Linked DNA regions of Homo sapiens: region 1 is linked to region 2. The links are chromatin contacts, found by Hi-C in ENCODE. All regions are on one chromosome and are shown on one strand. Each heading gives the region's core, a stretch centred on a gene start or an enhancer-like site at or near the end of the contact. The rest is flanking DNA. Distances are from core to core; before and after follow the strand shown. Region 1 overlaps MECOM (MDS1 and EVI1 complex locus). Region 2 overlaps MECOM (MDS1 and EVI1 complex locus).

What was found. A loop is a pair of places that touch in the nucleus more often than their neighbours do. Pooled maps may share reads with other maps.
Region 1: a loop to region 2 is called in a map of endothelial cell of umbilical vein, with 8 times the contacts of the local background. The contact joins two enhancer-like sites. A Hi-C loop is called at or near these places in 9 of 168 maps with a recorded cell type or tissue (Caco-2, Calu3, IMR-90 and 6 more) and 10 of 50 pooled maps.

The regions. Positions count from the first base shown.
Region 1 is chr3:169,385,206-169,389,657 of GRCh38, reverse strand. The region is part of intron 1 of MECOM (MDS1 and EVI1 complex locus); the gene reads left to right. Among named protein-coding and RNA genes, the nearest start is that of MECOM-AS1, 60 kb to the left of the region's middle. Within about 2 kb of position 1,302, at least 14 of the 41 ENCODE cell types and tissues checked have a DNase peak (open chromatin) inside an H3K27ac peak, as active enhancers do; they include endothelial cell of umbilical vein, where a contact is called at or near this core.
Region 2 is chr3:169,216,542-169,221,253 of GRCh38, reverse strand. The region is part of intron 2 of MECOM (MDS1 and EVI1 complex locus); the gene reads left to right. Among named protein-coding and RNA genes, the nearest start is that of LINC01997, 220 kb to the right of the region's middle. Within about 2 kb of position 2,718, at least 2 of the 41 ENCODE cell types and tissues checked have a DNase peak (open chromatin) inside an H3K27ac peak, as active enhancers do; they include endothelial cell of umbilical vein, where a contact is called at or near this core.

The sequences.
Region 1 (4,452 bases), core at 53-2,552, 170 kb before region 2:
GCATGAATTCAGGACGGTTCTACTTTCCTCTAAATGAATCTGAAGGAAAATCACTTTGGGGACATAGAAAGCTTATGAAGAAAAAGCCCATCAGGTCCATCAGAGGTTGCTAAAAGTCTCTCAAAAATTTGTACTGGCAAAAGAAAGTAGAGGCACATAGCTAAAACATAAAAGAAAAACTATCTATCTGATATGTGATAAGTCTGTTCTTACCTGGTCATTCCAGTGGATATTGGTGACGGTGGCTCCTTAACAACAGAATAAGCCAAACATTAACCAGCTCATGTTTTCCTTTGGAATAGTACTCACAGAACTTTAATGTCTTTGCGTTAGCTCTTTTAGATTCAGTAACTAGATACCAAATGGCTTTACTGGTACCTCAAGTATGAATTTTCTAGCAATTTCTTTCCATTACCTTTTGACAAAAGCTTAGTTCCATCTCTGAAGAGAAAGTTTTGGAAGAGGCGAAGCCCATTTTTTAATAGCTTAGGAGTACTAGTTTAATTCCCAAATCATATTTATTTAGTGAAATGTCTGTGAAATTCCTAGAGGAGTGGAAAATCTCTTAACCAGATTTAAAAGCCACAGGACATGCAACAGTATGCCGCAATACCAGGAGAAAAATAAAAGTTTGCTCATTGATTTAGTCCCTTATTTTCCATCCGTATCACATTCTTTGCCATCTCCCTTGCTATCTTGCCCCCAATACTTCCATTCTGAGTCTTTTTGACAACTCGTATATGAAATATTTTTAGGAAACACTGGGGAAAAGTTCCATAAGGAAGACATGGAATAGCATGGTACTATGAAGTAGCAAATACTAAAAGTGCAAGGAAGCTTAGAGGGTCATTAAAAAAATTCTAGTGCCAAGCCATGTTGATAGATTATTTCCAAACATAATGGTCGTATCTAGAGACACGGGTTCTACAGATTCAGTCCAGTGTCCAAACACTCCATTTAAGTCTCTTTTCTTCTCACTCCCCTCTGGAGCAGGACATGCTAAAGACTATGCCCATCAGCAGTTCCCATTCTATTCAATGTCTCTGTTTTCTAAGCCTGTAATTCTGCACCCTTGCTACAGTCCTTCACAGCTTGTTTAAGTCAGTTTTCTGGAAATTCATTTTCCCTACTTTTACTAGTTTCCTTTCTTCGTTTCTTTGGGATCTTAAATTTCATTATCTTGGGGCCATTCTCATAGAAGATTTTGCTGGCCAGTTCATAGCCTCCTTCTTTGTTCTGTTTGTGCATCTGGCATTAGTTGAGCTCCACCCTTTTCCCCAAGCCCAGCACGTGTTTATTCACTGTGTTACTGGTGCAGAAGAGCTGGCTCCCGAAGTCCTCTGCTTTCTCACAAACAAGCCTCTGTAACTGCTCTGGAATTGTCCTAACAAGGGAAGAAGAGCATGTCCAGTTTTAATTTTGTAAGGAAATTGATGTCTTCCCCCTCCCTTCCCTGCCGCACTGTTAGCAGGCATCAGCTCATGGACTTGTGCTCATGTGCTCACGTCCTACCAGGAGGTCCCTAGTGGGGCTTTGAGGTTTGGCCGAGCTGTTCTCCTCCTAGAGCAGGGCACACATCCTCCGCTCTCAGCCACGTGTAATCCTTCCTGTCTGCTTGCAAGTTGGGCACAAAGTACTGGCGCTTGGGCCCACCCTCTTCTTTAGTAGCAATTAACCTTTACTACAGAGCTTCCTTTGAAGTTTGCTCATGTTTTTATTACAAAACTGCAATGAGGAACATAATGGGGGGAAATGTCTAAATTTCTGAGTTACCTAATCTGTTCAATTCCCTAGTTGAGCTCCTCTTGGCAGTTGTTTCATGTAGTTATGATCTCAACCAGTCTGCCTGGGATCTCAAATCATGTTTCTGTCTCAGCCTATTTTTAAGATTAGGGAGCTATTACACACACACACCCCTACACACAGATTGCAAATACACATGGATGTGTGTATTATATGCATATATGTGTACAGTTGAGTATAAATAATTAACTTCTTAATAACTACAGAAATCAGTCTTACTTTATAGTCAAAGTATGTATATATGCTCTTAATATTAAACTTTTTAGTTGCTGAATATTTTCTATCAATGAACTAATGTGAAGAGTAGAGAGAAAAATTATTCATGTTACTATCACTAATGATAATGCTGAGTGATAAGTATTATGATGGGCATTAATGGTGAAACTCAGGATTTTGAATGGCATCTGACCAGATTTGCAGTTAAACTAGGCGGAAAGGCCAAAAGAAACAAATGGTGAGTTATATAAAACCCACAAAAAGAGAAGGCATTTAGGCCAGCCTTGCAAATAAGAACCGAAGAATTACGAGTGAAATGGCATTTTTTTCTAGCCTGCCGTTCACAGGCGCTCAAATAAATGAAATCATTTTTTTTTCTGCTTTTCACTCAGCAGTAAATCACTCATTGGTAATCCAAGGTTGGTAGAAAAGCAACTATGAAACTCAAAGAAAATTCAAGGGAATCTTTTTTTCCCTTCTGTAGGTAAGGACTTTGTAAGAAAAATGTAAAAATCACAAAAGACATATAGACTTAGTTCCATAAAAGTTAAAAAAAATCGAAATACCAAATGGCAAATTGTCTACTAGGAAATTTTAAAATACAATATCCAAGGGCTAATTTATTTATCATTAATAAGACAGACATGAAAGCCTAATTAAAAGTGGGCAAAAACAATGAACAATTTGCAAATAAAGAAGTTTGAATGACAAATAAGAATATTTAGTTTCTGTAATCAACTGAGATGTGAATTAAGCAGTAATAGATATATAATTTTCTTTATTAAAAACAAGACATAATAATAAATGCCAGTATAATTGGTAGAAGTGTAAATTGCTATACACTTTCTGAAAAGCAATCTGTCAATACCCACTAAGTTTTCTTATAGGAATCTAACCTAAGGAAATTGAAATGGATGACAATAAAAATTTATGTTAAGGAAGGCTCATTTTCATGATATTTATGATATCAGAAAATTAGAAGCAACATAAATAAAATCCATGGAAGTAGTTCAGCTGTTGTGGATTCCTATAATGGAATATTATAAAGCAATTAAATGTAGTTTTAGAAAATAGTAAAATACACATAAGGAAGGGTTTATAATAAACTATAATCCAATGAAAAAGTCAAAAGCCAAAGTATTCACACATTATGGCTACGATTTTGATAAAACAAACAAACTTTAAAACATATCTTTAAGGATCGAAAAACAAGTTGCCTAAGAGTTAAAGGGAGGACTGGGTTTGGACACCCAGCTAGTCTCAGCTGACTTTGGATATATTGAATATCAGGTCCTACATCTGGAAAATGGAAGATTATTCTTATCATCATTTTCTCAATGGATTGTTTTGAGCATTAAAATGAGAAAATGTGGATACATCTATGGAAGTTACTATTATTGGTATTATTTCTGCAATTTCTTCTCTTTGAAGGTTCTGATATGTTTCCAAAATGGAATACTTCTGAAGTGGAAACCTATGGTAGTTATTCAAAGACACATATAAATAAATATAATCTAATCAAAATGTGGCCTTTCCCTTGGTCTCTGAGGAAATTAGAACACTTAAAATTTGAATTGAAGAGGTTGACTTCCAAGAGCAATTTCCCAAATCATTTGTCTCAAATCCAACAATATGCTTGTCTTTCTTTCCTCACTCAGTTAATGACATGCCTAAAGGATGCATGAAGCAAATTACAGTAGCAGACAGCTCAGCTCCAAGAAGTTACAAGTGTTATTTATCTTTATGGGACCACTGATATATATGGCACTTCTTACCTGATACTTACCTATTGTAAACGTGCCCAATCTGTCAGTGTGATATCTGAGAAATGCTTTAATTAACTATAGTTATAGCTGAGGGAAAGGATCTACCAATTTTCCCCAATAACAGAGATTTAATGGGGATATGATAATTGAAGTAATTTATCATTTAGATGAAATGTTTTAGCAGCTTTTTGGATAGTTTTTGAGTAATGTATATGGAGGCATTATTTTATTTTGGTTTATGCAAATATTCAATGTGGTGTGATAAACTGCATTTGCTGTTGAAAATTTCATAATGCTAGATTACATTGAAATATTGTTGCATGTTTTGATACGTAAAACTCAGCAGTTTAATATTTTCGCTTTTGTCATCACAGCCTTTTTTACATTTAATTTGGATGATACTAGATTAAAAGTGGCTTCAAAACAAATTGCCTGCACTTGCATATATATTTAGTGCTTGCATATGGATGAATAGGTCCGTGAGTTCTTCTTGTGGATTTGCTTGACCTATGTAAGTTGTTCTTTAGGTTTAATTGTACATTTTTGTCATTGTAAGCAGAATTGCATTCAGGCTTTAAATTCAAATTCTTCTGTGCAGCTGCCTGGGCACACACATGTATTTTGTCTCCACAGGAACTGAAATCTAAATGCACTCGCTTAGATTATG
Region 2 (4,712 bases), core at 1,469-3,968:
ATGATGATACTATTAGTTAACATTTGTTTACTGCATATTGTTTCAAAAATGATGCTAAATTCTATGTAAGGATTACTTTAGTTAATCTTTGCAACACTGCAAGATAGTTCCAGTATTTGCCCATTTTACAGATGAGAAAAAGAAGAGAGTGTAAGTAGCTTGCTTAAGGTTATGCAACCAATACAAGGCATAGATGGATTTTAAATCCAAACAGCCTGATTCTAGAATTACATCTTTAAACATTATTGTATAGAGTGCCTTTCCCTAATCTTCTTCTTCGATTTTCTTCCTACTTTCCTTCCTTCCTTTATTCATTGATTTAGCAAATGATTTTTAAGCCCCAACTATGCGCCGGATATTGTTCGAGCCTCAGGAAATACACTAGTCAACAAGACAGACAAAAATTCCTGCCCTTATGGTCTTTCTCTTCTACTGGTGAGAAAAGACAATAAAAAAGTTAAGAAAAAAGTGTAGCTTATTGGCAGGCACGGTGGCTTAAGCCTGTAATCCCAGCATTTTGGAAGACCCAGGTGGGTGGATCACCTGATGTCAGGAGTTTGAGACCAGCCTAGCCAACATGGAGAAATCCCGTCTCTACTAAAAATACAAAAATTAGCTGGGCGTGGTGGTGGGCACCTGTAATCCTAGCTACTTGGGGGGCTGGGGCAGGAGAATCGCTAGAACCTGGGAGGCGGAGGTTGCAGTGAGCCAAAATCGAGCTACTGCACTCCAGTCTGGGTGATAGAGGGAGACTCCATCTCAAAAAATAATAATAAAAATAAAATTAAATGCAAGAAAGATAAAATAAAGCAGGTAAGAGGAATATGAAGTGTTAGCAGGTGGGAGGAACAGGTAGAAATTTTAGGTAAGGGAGGTCTCACTGAAAAGGCAATATTTGAGAAAAGAAGCAAGTAAGTGTTCTTTTCTTTTCTTTTTGCTTGTTTTTGAGACAGAGTTTCACTCTGGCTGGACTAAACAGCTCACTGCAGGCAGCCTCTGCCTCCCAGGTGATCCTCTCACCTCAGCCTTCCCAGGTAGCTGTACTACCAGTGTGCACCACCATGCCTGGATAATTTTTTTGTATTTTTTTGGAGAGACAGGGTTTCATTGTATTACCCAGACTCATCTTGAACTCCTAAACTCAAGTGATCCACCTGCCTCAGCTTTCTTAAGTGTTGGGATTGCAGGCATGAGCCACCGTGCCCAGTCTTATTTTCTAACTATATAGTTAGAAAATGTATATTTATTTACTTATATTTATATTTGTTAAAATGTATATAATTGGAATATATTATATATTAGAATTATACATATTAGAATAATATATATATTAGATCCTTTAAAAAAACTTAATGAGATGGTTCCTAGGTTAGGAGGTAAACTTATAGTTAACTGTATTCTTGATAAAAAATTAGGATGATTTTATATATATATACACATGCTATTATTATATATAGCAAACTAATGTATATAATATATATATACCATTATATATATACACACACCTATATATGTAATTTAAATTTATGATGACAGTGGATTTGGGCATGCAAGTGTGACAGACTTTCTCTCACTCCTTCTACACCACACACCCACCCCTACATATGTAGCTACATGTGTGTGCTCAAATATATAGTGGTGTATATATAGCATCCTGATTTTTTGCCAAGAAGAAAGTTAGCTATAAGTTTACCTTCTAACCTAGGAATGATCTCATTAAGTTTTTGTTTTGTTCTGTTTTGTTTTTAAGACGGAGTCTCGCTCTGTCGCCCAGGCTGGAGTGCAGTGGCGCCATCTTGGCTCACTGCAAGCTCCGCCTCCCAGGTTCAGGCCATTCTCCTACCTCAGCCTCCCGAGTACCTGGGACTACAGGCGCCCACCACCACGCCTGGCTAATTTTTTTGTATTTTTAGTGGATACGCGGTTTCACCATGTTAGCCAGGATGGTCTGGATCTCCTGACCTCGTGATCCACCCTCCTCGGCCTCCCGAAGTGCTGGGATTACAGGCGTGAGCCACCGCGCCTGGCCTATTAAATTTTTTTTTAAAGGACCTAATATAGATTGATATTCAAGTTGAGCCAGAGCTATAAAAAGCTAAGTACCTCTGTCTATGAAATTATTTTCAACTAATTCCTTTGATTCTGTGATACTTCGATGTTTGCTGTTATAGCGAGATGAGGATAATGTGCTGAATTTTATAGTTGTTGCAAAAAGCCCACAGCAGCAACACTGGGGCCCCACAGACACACATCCAAGATCATGACATAGCTCAGGAGACAGCACACACACACACACGCAGCTATATACGTAGGGGTAGGTGTGTGGTGTAGAAGGAGGGGGAGAAAGAGAAAGTTCTCTGTCACATTTGCACGCCCAAATCCACTGTCATCACAAATTTAAATTGGATACGGTGCAACATTGTCTGTCAAAATAAAACTGTAAGAGTAAGTAAAGAGAGAACTTTTTAATTCCCTGAATGATTTTGGGCAAGCAGTAGTAGGCTTTTTGATGCCTAATACAGAATGATTAAGAAATAAAAGTTAACACTGATATGGACTGCATTCTGTAGTATGTGAACACAAAAAGGATACTTTCCTAATTGGATACAGTATTCAAAATTCCACAAGTTCTGAAGTCACTGTGTGAGACCACAGGTTACAGGCTTTTCTGAGAGACACTCTGCCTCCCCCTGCCTCACCCTGGATGCATAGCACTCCTTGATTTGTAAAATACTCATTCCAGTCAAAAGGGAAGTGTCCTTTTGTGATCCCTGGCATCACTTCCTGTTTTTCCTTGTAAACTTCCCACCCAAGCTGTGGCATTATTGGGATCATTGCCCGAAGTAACTTTCCATTACATTGACAAGTCAAGTGCATACATCTGATTTGAGTGTCATCCTTCCTCCAGATTTCAAAAATTCTACTGCAAATTAAACAACCCAGCTCTTGTGATCCCTGTTGAAAGTTTTATCTTCTTAAAGATCATTCTGAAAAATGAAATTTTTTCATGTCACACAATTTTGATTAATGGATCCTTTTTTTTTCCTGTAACTTTTCAGAATTTGTAGACTTCTTAAACCTAATTTATTTTAAAAGCACACAGTAAGATGTCTCTTCCCATTAAAATAAAAATATATTTCTCTTCTGGATTATCAACCTATAAGCTATATTGCTAAACTTTTAGCTTTACATGATTTATAGTAGTCAAATGATTACTGCCCTAAGCATTAATTTCACTATAGAGCTATTAAAATATTTAATTAGAGTCACTGATAATTTAGGATGTATAATAAAATTGTTGTCAAGGCCATGTTGTAAATTCTGATTATGTTTGTAGATGAGTGAGAAAAACTACCCTATGCTGAAATTTTTATAAATTTTGAAATTATGGGGATTATATATATATATATTACATATATATTTTATTTTGTAAAATAAAATATGTAAAATAAATATATATATAGTTTTTTGAGATGGAGTCTCGCTCTGTTGCCCAGGTTGGAGTGCAGTGGTGTGATCTCAGCTCACTGCAATCTCCACCTCCTGGGTTCAAGTGATTCTGCTGCCTCAGCCTCCCAAGTATCTGGGATTACAGGTACGTGCCACAGTGCCCAGCTAATGTTTGTATTTTTAGTGGCGACGGGGTTTTGCCATGTTAGCCAGGCTGGTCTCAAACTCCTGACCTCAGTGATCTGCCCGCCTTGGCCTCCCAAAGTTCTGGGATTACAGGTGTGAGCCACCGTGCTCGGCCTATTTATTTATTTTTAAACATTTCATGTATATAGTAGTGAGGTTATGTTAATTGTGCATAATTTACGAAAATGCTAAATATTTTGCTTTTTAAAAATCTTTCTGAACTTGAGCAGTGTTATCTTTAAGTACAATGTTCTAGTTTATTACAAACCCAAAATGTAATCCTATATCAGAATCTTTCCTTTGTGTTATATATTTTATTGTCTCCACAAAAATGTTTTATTAAAAAAAAAAGACTCCAAGAGTCTAGCTATAGTTCATGTATGCAGGCAAGAGGTGGGAATTCTCTGTGAATGTCAAATAGAAGTTAATACAAACCCATGTAGTCATGTTTACTCAGGTGCCAAAATCCAGATCATTCTGTTATGAGTTCATCTTCTAAATATATGGCTCTGGCTATCTGCGGATCATCCACCCTCCTGTTACCTACTTGTGCAAGGAAGTCAAAATGAACCCACAGAGATGGGGTATCTGTCGGTTGTTCTCTATGGTATCATACCTGTTTATTTGTGTGGCTAGTAGAGACTAAACTTCCTCAGTAGATTTTTATGACTTAAATTATAGGGTAATATATTTATTCTGTTTTAAGTAACTCCGTGTAAATGGTGGCCACGGCGATAGCTTAATGTGCGTTTTTGTTTTTGTTTTTGTTTTACAGATAAACACTGTCAACTTTTTATTGAGCTACCTACAGTATTTTTGCTATGCATATCTGTATATCTCTTTTGCAAAATTAAGATTGCATTTTCATAATTTTATAAACTATTTTTCTTACTTAACAATATATTGTGAAATTTCACAAGGCTTTCCCCCAATATTGTAAAGTGTTTTCATGAATATTATTTTAATGTACTAGATTGAAACATATAGAATTAGTAATATTTAATGTTTTTTAACCTATAGTGTACTTTTTTTTTTTTTTTACTAGAGAAGGTTTGTGTAAATTAGCAGTACATTTA